Regions from separate parts of the Mus musculus genome. Here region 2 is linked to region 1. The links are chromatin loops, found by intact Hi-C in ENCODE. Cell type or tissue: left cerebral cortex. All regions are shown on one strand.

Region 1 (8,000 bases):
AGCAGTTGGGTGGTCTGTAATTTACTTCTGTTCTGACATGATCTGGAGTTACAATGGACGCCAGGGTTAAGGCTTTTATCTCACAAGAGTGACCTCAGTTCTGATGCCAATCTCCAGCGCTGGGTCCCAGGTGACGTGATTTGGCTTAATGATTTTTATTTTTCTTAAGAGTTTGTAAAATCCAGGGAAAGATTTTGTCTGCGTTTACTGGGGACTAGGAGACATACACATGAATGGGGTTAGCAGAGGGAAGAGGAGGCACCCAGGCCAGTGTTCAGGAGTCACTGTCCCCATGGAGCTGACGTGCAGCACCCTCCCCTCATGTGGATGAATTCTCTGGTTTTGGAGTCTTCTGACCCCTTTGGTCAGGGTTATAGTGGAAGTTGTGTCCTATTGGTACTATTGATAAATCACTGGTCCTTGGTGATCAATTTTCAGATCCATCTTGAAATTTATAGGAGTCCATTAATAAAAGTTTCCTCTCCAGCACAAACTTACATATAATAAAAAGGGATTGTTGTGAATAACACCACATATCCCTCTCATTCAGGAGTCATAACATGCTAAGGACTTCAGAATCTTTGTCAGGAACCATGAGCCGCTGTGTACTTCTATGCTTCATTGATCGACCAATCTACATAGATATTGCCCATGAATCTTCTTGCTCTCACAGGTGGACTTCCTGAGCAGGATTTAAGTGTCTTTCCTGTGTGGCCATGTGACTCAGTGTTGTAGGTGTGCAGTCTTAGCAGGCTCTTGCTGTGACCTGGTCCCTTTTCTGGCTTCAGTGTCCCTCAGGTGCAGGATTGGAGGCTCTTCGGAAGGCTACTCACTGAGCATTTCCTTGCCCTTCCCCTGTATGATGAGAGACCCTCAGGCTTCACAAATCTTTACTTTCTCTGAGTCTCTTATGGTTATGATCTCAGAGAAGCTAAGAGGGTTAAAAGGTAGGAAAATTGGTCCTTAGATATTTGCTCTGCTAATTCTAGATATTGTGCCTGTCACATATGAAAGATGTCCCCTGTAACTCAAATGCTCTTCCATGAAGATGTAGTTTGGCATGGTGAAATGAAATGGCCCAGTCCCATGTTTTCTCCCGTATATAATTAGAAAGAATTCATTTATTCTTCCTGTCATTCTCCATGCAAGGGTTTTGAAGCTTGAACAAGACAGCGTGTGGAGGTTGGAATGAAAATGGCCTTCATAGACTCATACATTTGCCTGGGTTGCTCTCAACTGATGAAGTGTTGGGGAAGTATTAGGAAGGGTAGCCTTATGGAGGAGGTGTGTCCCTGGGGGAGGGTTTTAAAGTGTCCACATTAGGACCAGTGCCTCTCTGCCCATTACCTGCAGATCAGGATGCAAAGCTCTTAGCTCCTGCTCTGGCACCATGCCTGCCTGCTTTCCATTAGGACGATCATGGACTAACTGAAACTCTAAGCAAGTCTCACTGAAATGCTTTCTCTTAACAGAGTTGCCTTGGCCTTGGTGCCTTTCTCAGAGATGCTCCGCTGACACACAATGGAAATAAAAGAATGTTGAATGTTATGTGTGTGCTAAGCTCAGATCAAAATAATTTTTTTTTCTGGTATTGAGGCTTCTAAGAGACATGATTTTGTGGTCATAGAAACACAGATTTTTTTTCCTTCTGTCACTAAAAATGTTGGTTACAAATGATTTTTATAGTGGGAGTGAAAGAAAGGCCGTTCTTATGTTAACTTATATTCTGAGCTATGCTGTGGAAAAAATAGGATTACATTTATTGTTATGGCTTTTTCCCCCATGAGGACAAATGAACGATCACCACATCAAAGGAAATTTCAGATACCTCAAGAAAAACTACAGTGTCATGTTGCCCAAGTGAGAATCATGGTAGCTAGAGGTGATGCTTGTAGAAATGCCAGAGCCTGCCTTCATCTGAATCTTTATTTCTTTATTTCAAGAAAAGTGGTGACAGCTTTTATCCTTAACCGTTAGCTTTATACAACAGTGTTTTTCTTTATTTGTATTTTATGTGCATTGGTGTTTTACCTGCACATATGCCTGCGTGAGGGTGTCAGATCCCCTGAAACTGGAGTTAGAGATGATTGTGAGCAGCGATGTGGGTGCTAGGAATTAAATCTGGGTTCTGTGGAAGAGCAGCCAGAGCTCTTAACTGCCACCCTTCGAGCTCCATGGCTTTTACTTGTCTACTTGGTACTCATCTAACTTCTTCGTTAATGCTGGCTTGCCTAATTCTCACAACAGTCCCAAGGCAGATGATGATGATGATAATGATTCTCATAATATATAGAAGAGACTGAAGAATAGAAAATTTATGGCTTACCCAGGATAATAATTATTATTATTAAATAATGTGTGTCCATGAATAAAAGTTTGGTATCTAACAGATTCTTAATCATATAAACTTTACTATAAAGTTCAAGAGTTAGTTATTATAGAAATCAATATGACTTCTGTAAAATCAGATTTGTGTAGAAACAGATAAAAATAAGAATGTATCTAAAATAGTAATTTTTTTGCATTATACTCCTAATTTTACGTTTATATGCACTGTTTTGAAGCACCACAGAAATCATCGCTTAGAGTGTGTGTTTTAAACAATCCCACAACAAACTGATAACTATTAAATAACAATAAAGGAGAGACCACATATAGTAAGCATTCTGAGCTGTAGTGGTTTGTTAGTGTTCATTGTTAGATAATAGAATGTAGAGCCAACCGGGTGATGAGTCCCTGGGCACAGTGCTAGGGCTCTATCATGACTGATCTGAGGTGGGAAGCCCTGCCTGTGGTGGGTTACACCATTCTCTGGCTGTGGTCCTGGGCTGTATAAATGGAAGGGAATCAGCAGCAAACATGCACCCATTCCTTTCTGTTTCTGATTGTGACTATGATGTGACCAGCTGCTGCAAGTTCATGCTGCCTTGATCTCCTCCTCATGACTGACTCTACCTTGAGCTGTGAGTTAAGATAAACTCCTCCTCCCCTGAGTTGCTTTTGTCAGAAGATTTTTGTCACAGAGACTAGAAAAGAAAGGAGGACAGACATCAGCTCGGAGTAGAGAGGCTTTGCTGGGATAGAGCTGACCATGTGATTCTTAAGCCTTGGAGACGTTTGTGGCTGAAATATACAAGAGTTTGGTATTTTGGGCTAGAAATGCTTTAGTGTGTTAGAGGAAGAGATTAATGGGCTGTTCCTGGAATTGCCTTGGAAGATGCTAATGCTGAAAGAACATATAATGGAGGCTTGACTCACAGGGTTTCAAATGGGAACATGGATTCTAATCAGAAACTGTAATAGGGGCTATTTGTGTGATAAGAATATGGCTTTAATCTTTCCACATCTTGAGAGCACGGCTGAAGTCAAATTTAAAGATAATGGAGTAAATTGTTTGGCAGAGGAAATTTCAAGACAGGAGAATAATAGTCATTTAGTGTTGAGAAAGCAACTATAATTGTTAAAGAAATCAGTACCACCAAACATAAATCTCTTGTGGTTCACTGGGACACTAGGAATTGTGCCTCAAAGGTAAGCTCTCACCCACTGGAGGCTCCATGCTGAGAAGACTCAACTTCATTCTTAAAGGAAGACAGGGGGGTTCCCTGTTCCCTTGAGCACAAAAGTATTTCCTCAGCAGTTGTTGCCTAAGAGAGGGGCCTCCATCTTGATAGTGATGTCTATATGATACTAGTTTAGAAGGTATGGAAACTAAATGAAAAACTACAGAGCTGTGTGTGTTACCATTCTCACAAAGAGACTCAGAGAGACCACTGAGTGAGAGACCACTGAGTGAAGCACTGAAGGTGAAGCTTAAGTCACAGTGCGATTCTGGAATATTGAAGATGGCAGGACCGTGGGACATCCGCCAAGAAGAGCTTTGGGCATGTAGTTTAGCTGGCTCAGGAGAAATGGATGTATGGGTGGGGCTGGACAGGTGGGGCTATCCACATTGGGAACTGGACTTTCCAAGTGTTGGAACTGTTAAGACTATGAGGACTTGGGAAGTTGGTCTTAATTCATCTTCTACTATGGTAATGATCCTGTGGGGACAATCGGTGGAAGGTTATGGTTTCAGAGTGGTGTTTAGGTATCAAGTTGACAAAGAGTAGAGTTATGACAGAGTCTAGAGTCTTCTGGGAGATGGTTCTCTGTCATGCCTTTGTGGAGGATTATCTTGATTGCTTTAGGTGAACTGGGAAGACTTCTCACTGTGAATGCTTCATTACCCCCAGCTGGGGACCAGAAATTGTGTGTGTGTGTGTGTGTGTGTGTGTGTGTGTGTGTGTGTGTGTGTGTGTGTGTGTGTATAGAATGAGCAATCATGCATTCATTTCTCTCTGCTTCTGGCTGTGAATGCAACATGACTGATTGCTTTCAGCTACTGCCGTCTTGACTGCCCCATCATGATTCCTTGAGCTATGAACAAAATAAACCTGTTACCCTTAAGTTGCTTTTGTCATAGTACTTTATTGTAGGAACAGGAAATGAAACAAAGGCAAAGACAATGCTTTTGGAAAACACTGTTTTAAGATGTTACTATTCTGCTCTCTTCATACAGGAGGAAACTGGGACACACAGAAGTTACGGCTTAGCCAGGATAAGAATACTCTGGGATTTTGTGGATGTTAACATGAGACAATGTATGGCAAGCAAGTCCATGGCTTATGTAACAAATGAGCCTTAAGACTGTGTGGGTAGGGCTCTTCTTTAAAGTAGCCTGAGGTGATCTTTGAAATGATTGGCTACTCTCTTGACCCAGAAAACCTTACAAAATCATGCATATCAAGTGTTCAAATTTTCATGTTCACTTTAAGAGCACCTTTGAAACGAGGTGTGCATACTCAAAAAGCTACTGAAAGATATCACTTTAAGGATACAGCATGTGCCATTCTGCTGATATACTAGCAGAGTAGGTAGGTGAGCCCAAGCTAAACTGTACAGGGTTGAAGTACCCCCCCCCCCCAAAGTGCTGAATATTTTATCCATGCTTACAAATGTGGAGAGTGAATATTGATCTTAAGGGCTTGGATGCGGAGTCCCTACTCAGCACACATCTACAAGTGAACCAAAGACATGGGATGTGCTGCAGGATTATAGCACTCAAACTCAGGGTACCTGACTCAGGAGCTCCTCTGCCAAACTGGAATGGTCCTCTCTGAAAAGGAATCAGTTCTTCCTGGAGTGGAGAGGCTGCAGAGGAGAAAAAGATAACCCCAGGAGAAACTGGAGAAGCAAAAAGAATAACCTTAGCTGACAACAATGCAGATAAAAAAATGTAGAGAGTTAGCTGTGGTAGCTCACACCTGTGTTCCCAGTACCAGGAGCCTGATGCAGAAGGACTGCCTTGAGTTTAAGATCAGCCTCAGTCACATAGTGACTTGCATGCTAGTTGAGCTATAATGTGATATCCTATCTTTAAAAAAAGAAAGGAGAAAATGTACATAAAATAAAATATGAAATTACTCATATTTGTTTTGAATGCGATTAGTGGAACAATTTTTCACAAGTCGTATAATAAAAACTCTCTAAATTATGCTTGGGATGGACTTGAATTTTTCCATGCAGTGCTTTCTGTCTTATGTGATGACTGCATTTAAAATCAGGAGTATTCACACTGGGGTCATGAAGGGCAACACAGCATAGATGGGTATGTAACTACCATCTCCTCTAAATCTCCCTCATCATTGTTTATTAATGACCCCCAATTAGCTCCTCAATTTGTTCTTTTAAGACATTACAAAGAAGAATCAGGCACCTTCTGTCACAACTCAGCTTTTCCCCTCCTACAGTGAACTTTTTCATAACAGCTTCTAGCAATCAAGTGAAGTCTCCTTAAACTCCAGCTTTCTTTAATGGTGATCATTTGGAAACAGTGGCCTCCATATTTCACATTCTTGTACAAGTAGGAGATATGGTTTATGTGCATTATCCTGTCACCATGATCCCCGAGGAGGGCTTATCCTCTCCCATCTCTTATGCTCCTGCACAAGGCTTTGTGCTACACTTTATCCGTCTATCTCACATGCAGCTTTTCTAGGATGCTGTTGTGCTACACTTTATGTGTTTATCCCACATGCTACATTTTACACGTCTATCCCACATGCTACATTTTACACGTCTATCCCATGTGCTACACTTTATCCGTCTATCCCAATGCTACATTTTACATGTCTATCCCACATGCTACACTTTATCCATCTATCCCACGTGCAGCTTTCCTAGGATGCTATTGTTTGTCCACTTGGTTTCCCCACAACTCACTCACTTTTTGTCTCAGATGATTTTTATTAATAATTGATTTATAATATTGAATGCTCTCTTTTCTCTCCTTGGCTGTCTCTCTTTAAACTGTGGTGATTTCTTCCTGTGCAGCTCAGGCTGGTACTGAATCCTTTTGGCTCAGCTCCCCAAGTGCTGGATTACAGGCAATGAGTTACTACATCCAACTTCTCATTTTGGCTTTTCTCTGTTCTGTATATCCTCTTGCCTCTAGACCAGATTCTCCCCTTCCCATAAGTCCTGCATAGACCATTTCAGCTTCAGTCTATCTTCACTTTGAAGACCCACATAAACACCATGCCACATGATTCAATAGTCAGTTACAGGGGTGGCTTGATTTTTGTCAAACTGTATTTAAAACCATTGTTAATTACCACAGATTTGTTTTCTTACTCCAACATAGCCAAGTGTCACAGAATGGTTTGTGCTCCCGTACTGTACTTGTAGCTTCTTAGTAGTTACAAATTTCCATATGGCCAGAAATCTCTGCTCTCAATGAAAAAGAACATTAAATCACAGCATGGAAAACAGCATGGACTTTGAAAGCTTAAGTTGTGTCGTGTATGATCGAAGGCTTCCTGCTCACCAAGAAAATGAAAAAATGTCGAAAAAGACAGAGCAAGTTTTAGAAGATTGAAAATATTATGTGAATATTAAACTTCTTACTAGAGAGAGCCATAATGTGCTCATGGGAGCCTCTAGTTAGTCTATAACCAATTGGTCCAGAAGGGGAAGAGAAACATCCACTCCTAAAAGGAAGCTTACAGTAAATGTTTTGCTCCAGGGTATTGTTTTACACCCAACAAGATTCAGTGCACCAAGAGAACATTCCAAAGGAATATTTAAGATGTCAGAATTTTTGAAAACCAGCAAGCAGTTTGGGTTTATTTGGAAGCACCCACTCATCTGCTCTTTCAATTAACCCTGAGTGCAGAAGGATTGCTGATTTGAAATGTGCCCGTCTGATTCTCTGGACACATATAGTATTGGCTACCCATCTGCGGAATGCATAAGTGTGTTGTCTAATATTCTTGAAAATGTTATATAGTTTCCTAGGATTTCATTATCTTATCTATATACAATGAGAATACTAGCTATAACAAGATTTTTGAGGTTGTTTCTACCTATATAATTGCGTAAACGGTATATTAAGGAAAACCATTCGCCATAGTGGAGTGACAGAAGGGTTCTGATGATGGTGGCATGTGAGGTGAATTTTGCTACACTAGGTTCGGCTAGGCACAGATTATGGCTGCGACAGTGATTATGTTTTTGCAGGAAAGGCATTGGAATGGCATTGTCTGTGAATACCCTCGAATTATTTGTAAAATCTGAGTCAATGCAAGGGTTTTTGTTTGTTTGTTTTTTGTTTTTGTTTTTTGTTTTGGTGGTGGAAGGTGCCATTGTCTTGACTTAGTCATCCATGACCCTAGAAATGTGACATAGTATAGAGACCAGGACATGTGCCCCCTCTAAAGAGACGAGGACATAGGCCTCCTTCACATCTGCAAATGCTCTGGTTTGAGGGGAAGGAGTGGAGGAGAAGAAGCCACAGTAGAGAGCAGCGCTGTGAAGAGATGACAGCTAAGGAAGGAGGGGCATGGGAAGTGAGGAGCAGGGGATGCCGGGAAGATCATCTTGTCCTTGAGCACCAGAATGCCTGCCTTTAAATCTTGGACCTGTGCCCAGAGATGACTCCTGCAACTTCCCTGAGATCA
Region 2 (8,000 bases), 160 kb before region 1:
TCACAAATGGGAGGGAACTTTACTGCCACTTGGGACAAAATGTCAGCGTGTGAGGTCGTGAAATGCCAGTGCAGTGTTTTCTTAGACCAAGGATGAAGTGCTCATTGCCTTTCTGTAAGGTGAGAGATTCCGTAGGTCTCTTGGGCCTCTACAACTTCATCTATAGGATCCCATGATGCTGCTGACAGTTACTGTATGCTTGGCCAGCCCTTAAAGGCCTAGACAGCTGCTTTGGCTAGGTGACTGGCTCTCAGTTTTGATTATACTTTGAGATTTACCTAGTGAGCTGGCAAAAACCACCACAGGCTTCTCGGCTCCTCTCATATCTTCCCGCATCCCCCCTGGGGGTTTGACATGGCTGGATGTGCAGCCCACATTGTCTAAGTATGTAGAAACTTCCCCAGGGGATACTCACTCCTTGCAGCATTAACAACCACAAGCGTAGCATATACCGTCCATGTTGGAATGAGCCTGTTAATATCTGCCCTTGGAACACACGTCTAGATTCAGAGGAAGGGTCCTCTGAACTGTAGGATAGCTTGAACTTGGATGAGAAAGACTGGTCTAAACCATGACATTCATGTCTTCAGCAGGCAGAGTACTCACGTCGTCATCTTTCAGACTTAGCTGCTTAGGTTTCAGAGCAGGTGTGTATAGAAGCATAAATGACGTCATCTTATCCCTCAAAGACAAGCACTCACTTTCTTCTCTTCCCCAGCGCCGCCTCACTATGATGTGATAATGTTTGATGTAGACAGTAAGGATCCGACGCTGGGGATGAGCTGTCCTCCCCCAGCATTTGTGGACCAAGTTTTCCTGCAGAAGGTCAAAAGCATCCTGTGTCACGACGGTAAGAAACGGTAGGGTTGGAAGGGAGGGAAGGAAGAGTCCTTTGAAAACATTGCTTGGGCTGGAGAGCTAGTACAGAGTTAAAGGCATTTGCTGCTATCTCAGAGGACTGCAAGGAATTGAGGCTCTCTTCTGCACGTCGGTGTCTGCACCAACACCGTGCACTTTCCCCACACACATGCATACACATAATTAAAAAATAAAATGTGAATTATCCTTTAATAAAAATTGCATTTAAATGTATGGTTTGCTTAGTTTTCCCAAACGGACTATCCCCCAGCACCAAACACAGACGTTTGCAGCATTCTGGTAGTCTACCTCCGTATCTCCTCAGTAACTCGTCCTCTCAAAGGGTTGGTCTTAAACTTTCATCACAGCTTAGTTTATGCCCTTGATAGACACAGAGTCATAGGTAGTATATTTTTAAAAGTATCTGTTCCTTTCACTCAGCCTGGGGTTTGTGAGATTCAACCATAGCCTTGTGTTTATATTGTCTGTTTTTATTGCTACTGGAATCATGTGACTATGCTAGAGTTCATTGGTCCAGCACCACTGGGGGGGTGATAAAAGTAGTATTGCCAGTAATAGTCTAGAATGTGCTGCTTGGTAACCGTGCTTGCAGCTGTCTTGGATACTACATAGGCCTGGAGCTGCGCAGGGCTCCTGAGGATGCTCAGCTTTTGTGGATTGTGCCATAGCCAGTTCCCATGTTGATTGTAGTTCACACTGAAGCAGCTTGGTGACTCCAGACACCCTGAACTTGGCTTTGTGTTACTCAGTATTCACAGGAGCCCACTTTCAGAAGTGACTTGAAAGGTGACAGAGCTGGAGCTCCAGTTCTTTGTCACTTGTGTCCTCCACCCCCTAGGTATTGGCATTTTAAAGGCCTCTGGTATACTACTATGGTTGAATAGAACCTTGGTTGCCAGAAGTCAGGATACCTTGGCTTTTTCACTGGATAGTAAATACTCAGGTGGTGTGTGTGTCAAGAATATAACATCCTCGTGGAACTGATAAATTTATCTTTTATGGAAGGTATTAATTACTTTTTTATGAAAAGATTTCTTAGGCATGGGGAATATTAAAATATGGTAATACTGTGGAAACCATCAAGGCTGAAGTTTTCTTACACTTCATGTATTCACAATCCCCATGCTTCTGTGTGCTGTATCTCTGTCAGATCCACTGGCTTTCTCACTCACCCGCCTCCCTGCCCTGTCACGGGACTTTGCATTCTCCTTGATGCATGTCTCTGGATCTGCTCAGCCTCCTCTTCCCTTCCTACTCTGCAGGCGTCTTCATCCTTAACCTCGTGTGTCGGGACGTGAGGTTAAAGGACTCAGTGCTGGCTGGACTCAAGGCAGCCTTCCCTCTCCTCTATGTCCGGCGGATTGAAGGCGAGGTGAATGAAATCCTGTTTTGTCAGCTGCATCCAGAACAGAAACTTGCTACACCAGAGCTCCTGGAAATGGCCCAGGTTTTGGAGCGGACCCTGCGGAAGCCTGGGCAGGGTTGGGATGACACGTATGTTCTGTCAGATATGCTGAAGACTGTGAAGATTGTGTGAGCCCTGGGGCCAGGCAACTCAGCTTTCTGTCCAAACTGACTTGAACTCCTGGGCTGCTGGGAGCTAAAGCATGACGCACAGGACTTTTAGACCTCATGCTTTTGTTGGTCACATAATCAGCTACATGCTTCCCACCTTTTGGGATGGGAGGCAGCATGGGGGTGATGATGAAAGCCGGGTGGTGGTAGCACAGGCCTTAATCCCGGCACTTGAGAGGCAGAGGCAAATGGATCTTTATAAGTTCAAGGCCAGTCTGAACTTACAAAGTGAGTTCAGGACAGCCAAGGCTACACAGATATTTAATGTCTTCTCAAAGGTCATATGTTGAAAGCTGGCTCCCCAGCCCCCATGGCTCCTTTGGATGATGGTAGAACTTGGGAGGAACTTTGTAGAAGGAAATTGGGTCACTGGTGTGCCCTTGAAGGGCCCTTGGGACACTGGCCCGCCTCTTTGCCTTTTGGCTGCTGTCAAGTGAAGAACTCATCCCCTCATATCTTCCCCTTCATGATGCCCTGCCTTACCACAGGCACAAGGACAGTGACTGGGTCTGGTCACTGCTAGCCTGGAACCTCCACACTAAGCCAAATAAACTTTCTTTCTTGAAAGTTGGTTTATCTCAAGTATTTTTATAGTAACTGAAAGAGGCAGTTTTCAGCTTCATTTCCCACACAACGGACATTTGTATCACTGGGGACCCATGCTCCCCAGCTGCTGGCCTTGTGCTCAGTCCCTCCTCTGAGTCCTCGGACACTCACTAGCTTTTGCAGAGGTTTTATGTACACAGAGCCACTTCCTGTGTCCCATCTTTCCCACTAAAGAATGGTTTGGTGCTGGGTATGGGGTGCCACACGCCTTTAGTCCCAGTGCTTGGGAGGCAGAGGCAGGTGGATCTCCATGAGTCTGAGGCCAGCCAAGGCACAGAGAAACGTTTGTCTCAACAAATAAAACAAGAATGATTTGTTTTTGTATTAATGTCAGGCAAATGACTATGCAAAATTTAAAGAACACGATTCTTTACATACACATATAATGTTCTCAGATTATATTTCCCCACCCCATTATTCTCTCATCTTTCCTCTCAACAAACCCGTTTTTCCTACCAAAACTTTCTTCTTTTTTGGTAGGCCACTGCATTTAATTAGTGTTGCTTGTATGACCATGAGTGGAGTTTATTTACTCAAGCAACAGCAACTTAGAGTGGGCACAGCCCTGTGGAGCCTTATTTCTACCACCAACCCCACAAACATTAACCATACAGCTTCTTGGGAGGGGTGGGTCCTTGTGAGCCCTTCTTTGTAAGAGTTGTGCCTAACTTTGGGCATAACAGGCACTGGGGAAGGAAAGTTGTGAACTTAAGACCACTAACAGATTTTGAAGTGATTTAGGCATAACACATGCTAAGGGAAACACCATGCAGTGGCCCCTGTGGTTCTTGGAGCCCTGTAGATCCACAGAAAGGTATCCCTAGTGTGCCTAGGTTTTTATGATGAGTCCTATAATTCAGAAATCGAAAGATGGACCTCACTGGCTAAAACTGAGTTGTTAACAGAGTTGCATACAGCAGTGCTGGAGACCGAAGAGCAGAGAGCCTCATTCTGGTGACCACCTGCCTCGTTTTCTAACATTTCCTAGCTTCTACAGGCCAACTGAACTATAGGACTGTATGGTAATGTCTGAGTTCATCTAAGCTCAGAGTAGCATGCCACAAGCAGTCCTAGGAAGCTAATCTGGGCTGGTTTAAAGGCCACTGAGGTTGAAGTCTACTCTGATTGGACACACTCTGGGAACCAGGAACGAGTTGCTATCAGTGGTCAGCATTTTTACTGCCTGGTCGTATGTCAACTTGACATAAGCTAAGAGTCATCAGAAAGGAGCCTTTGTTGAGGGAATGCCTCAATGAAATTCAGCTGGAAAGCATTTTCTCAATTAGTGGTCAATAGGGCCCATTGTAGGTGGTGCCATCCCTAGGTTGGTTGTCCTGGGTTCTATAAGAAAGCAAGCCGAGCAAGCCATTTCAAGCAAGCCAGTAAACACCCCTCCATGTTAGCTTCTGCCTCCAAATTCCTGCCCTGTTTGAGTTCCTGTCCTGACTTCCTTTGGTGATGAACAGCAATGTGGAAGTTTAAGCTGAATAAACCCTTTTCTCCTCAACTTGCTTTTTTGTGGTCCTTTGTCACAGCAATAGAAACCATAACTAAGACAAGTTGCTATCAGCAGAATGGGGTATTGGCTGAGACAGGCTTGACGGTGTTTTGAGGAGGATTATGGAAGGACTTTAGAACTTTGGGCTAACAAAGCCATTGTGTGTTGAGATGGGATGTTCTTTTAGGAACTTGGAAGATAAGAATATTGAGAACTGGGGCTGGAGAGATGGCCCAGTGGTTAAGAGCACTGCCTGCTCTTCCAGATGTCCCAAGTCAATTCTCAGCAACTACATGGTGGCTCACAACCATCTATACTGGGATCTGGTGCCCTCTTCTGGCATGCAGGTGTACATGCAGATAGAACACGCAAACATTAAATATTTAAAAGAAAAAAAGCCTCTGTGGACTGAATAAAAAGGGTAGTGCAGAAGATGGAGGCCTAGCCAAGGCCGTAGCTCCTGTTTGCTTGGTAATGCATAAGCGTTATCCAGGTGGTACTGGTTTTGAAGGCATGAAGGGAGTCATGGAGAGCAGCTGAGACGTGGCACTGTGAGAGGCCATTGGTGAGGGTGAAGCTTCAGTGGCACTTGAAGGCCCAGGACTGAAGGGGTCATGCAAAGAAGTTGAGGCTTGGCACCATGAAGAGAGCCTATGAAAGGCTATTGGTGAAAGTGCAGGGTAGTTGCAGCAGAAGACCCCAGTGTTTTGGCTATGCCAGTACCATAGGATGACCACCAAGAATAGCAGCAGCAGCGGAGTGAAGCCAGCTGGTCCCCAGAAGACAAGCAGTGTGTGCTGCACAGGTGGGAGCTGGAGAAGTGACCCAAGCCCTTTGGAAGAGTCCAGAAGATCCCAGAGTGGATCCCAGACTTTGGATGGCTGGAGTTTGGTTTTGCTCTGATTTGACTGTGTTCGTGCCCTGATTTTTCACTCTTGAAGTAAGAAAGTATTTGGTTTATTCCATTTATTTTATGGGGGAGACTTTGAATTTTAAAAGACTGAATTTTAAAAGAAATTGGCTATTTTAAAGGGACTGAAATGTTAATGTGCTTGAATTTATAAAAACTGGGAATTTTAAAAGTTATTTATGTTTTTAATGTGGGATCTTGGGGATTGAATGAGAAAGGAAGGGTTGTGGCTTAATAGTGTTGTTTGTGTGTCAAGTTGACAATGGGTCAGTTGTACTGGCTGGTTTTCTGTGTCAACTTGACACAAGCTAAGAGTCATTAGAGAGAAAAGAGCCTTTGTTGAGGAAATGCCTCCATGAAATCCAGCTGTAAGGCATTTTCTCAATTAGTGATCAATGGGGGAGGATCCAGCTCATTGTGTGTGGCCATGCCTGGGCTGGTGGTTCTGAGTTCTATAATGAAGCAGGTTGAATAAGACTTGGGGAGGAAGCCAGTAAGCAGCAGCGCTCCATGGTCTTTGCATCAGCTCTTGCTTCCAGGTTCCTTTCTTGTTTGGATTCCTGTCCTGACTTCTTTTGATGATGAACAGCAATGTGAAAGTGTAGGCTAAATCAAACATTTCCTCCCCAGGTTGCATTTGTTCCTGGTGTTTTGTTGCAGCAATAGAAACCCTAACTGAGGCAGCAGTTCAGTTAGCTCTGAGAGACAAGTTCAACCATCACTTTGGTAATTGGTGAATGTCTACTCCTCAGTTCTTTGCCCGGAGTAGATGTCCTCTGATTCAGATGAGGACACAAGCTTGCGGCAGAGGGTGAGTTCCTCTGTGGATCTAGCAGCTTCCTGTCCCACCATAACAGACCAGTGAGAGCCATGGGGTCTGCTTAATAGCTCCAGGCTTCTAGTAAACTACTTACAGTTCACTTTCTCTCTTGCTTGTGGCTTGTCTTGCTGATTGGTTTTTATAGATTTGTTAAATCATCAATAAGAAATAGGATTGGTAAGTTGAGTTTCCCCTTTTCATGTTCATTAGGGATTTTTTTTTTTTTTTTTTTTTTTTTGGAAAGGCTATCCCATGCAGTCATAATAAGGATATGTAAGGGGAAGACATCAGCTCCCATGGAGACAGTGGAGCAACTGATAACTCACATGGCTGGGTCCTGGGATCAAATGGTTATGAGGTAGCATAGAACATGGCTAGATCCTGTCCCAGGAGTCTCTTAGAGACTTATTAGGACAGTCAGAAGAGAAGCCAGTCTCAAGAAAAGCTGCCTCCTTAAAGTGACTCATTGGTCCCTGCCTTCTCCTGTCCCCAACTCCAGGCTTAGCTGGTTCCCGGGCTTCCCAGGAGATGGCACTAGAAATCACATTCTTGCAGGTTTGAGGACACTCTCCTACTATGTCTACATTCCTCCCCAGTCTTCAAATGCTCTGCCCACTCTCCTCTGGCCTCCCTTTCCCCCTTACCCTGTACATGGAGACAGTACATCTGTTTCAGTCAACCTCTGATGGCGCAAACCTAGGTATCTCTTGGCTCCACACCTTTGATGTTAGGAGGCAGAGTGATGGGGGAAATGCCAGTAAGAAAAGAAGAAACCTAAAGTGAGAGCAATGTAAAGCAAAACCACGCAGGCGGGTCCAAGCGGACACACCTGCACGATTCTTGCCAAGATGGAAAGCATTTCCTTGTTATAAATAGAAATATTATACATATTTATGAGGTAAATTATGGTAATTTGATAGTGTGTAATAGGTTGTTGTGTAGCCATACTTTTTGGCTACTTTATTGGATTCTTATATCTACCACCCTTCTCTACCCCAATCCCTTCCAATCTCCCAACACTAGGTAGGCAAGAAAGAAGGTTAGAGGGGAAAGGGGGCATAGATCTCTTTTTAAAGATTTATTTATGTTTATGAATGCTCTATCTGTATGTATGCCTGCATGCCAGAAGAGGGCATCAGATCCCAGTATAGATGGTTGTGAGCCACCATATGGTTGCTGGGAATTGAAACTCAGGACGTTTGGAAGCGCAGGATGTGCTTTTAACCACTGAGTCACCACTCCAGCAAAGATCTCTTTAGATTACTTCCTGCTGATTAGGGGCATCGAGTTCCTTGGGGCAAGTTCAGTCTTCATTGTCAGGATATCTTCAACCATCAATCCAGCAAACAGCAGCAGCAGCAACAACAGGAACCAGCAGCAGCAACAGCAGCAGCAGCAACAGGAACCAGCAGCAGCAGCAACAACAGAAACCAGCAGCAGCAGCAGCAGCAGCAGCAGGAACCAGCAGCAGCAGGAACCAGCAGCAGCAGGAACCAGCAGCAGCAGGAACCAGCAGCAGCAGCAGGAACCAGCAGCAGCAGCAGCAGCAGGAACCAGCTGCAGCAGGGGCCAGCAGCACGGGGAGAAGCAGCTGCTGTCACCTCTTGGGTCTCTGGCTTATTATCTCTTCTTAAGAATTCCCAGAATTCCAAATGTAAACTATTTTCAGCTGGCAGAATAACACCCCTGCCAGAGCATATAACAAATCATAG

What was found. A loop is a pair of places that touch in the nucleus more often than their neighbours do. Peaks named below come from ENCODE experiments on the same cell type or tissue, not always from the same donor. Only the 100,000 strongest peaks of a DNase experiment are listed, where the experiment ranks them.
Region 2: it touches region 1 in a loop (2.7-fold over the local background); 11 of 42 quality-filtered maps call a loop at or near these places.

The regions. Positions count from the first base shown.
Region 1 is chr1:162,369,874-162,377,873 of GRCm38, reverse strand. All of the region lies in intron 2 of Dnm3 (dynamin 3), which reads left to right. Among named protein-coding and RNA genes, the nearest start is that of Gm39688, 6.4 kb to the left of the region's middle. In left cerebral cortex, no CTCF peak of the experiment used is centred here; DNase peaks (open chromatin) are centred at 3,047 and 4,618.
Region 2 is chr1:162,528,692-162,536,691 of GRCm38, reverse strand. It overlaps Eef1aknmt (EEF1A lysine and N-terminal methyltransferase), which reads left to right. Exons shown (of 8, transcript NM_144877.1): 7 at 719-850; 8 at 2,142-3,021. The coding sequence ends at 2,416. Among named protein-coding and RNA genes, the nearest start is that of Eef1aknmt, 16 kb to the left of the region's middle. In left cerebral cortex, CTCF peaks have their summits at 4,903 (motif pointing left) and 6,808 (motif pointing right); DNase peaks (open chromatin) are centred at 4,941 and 6,825.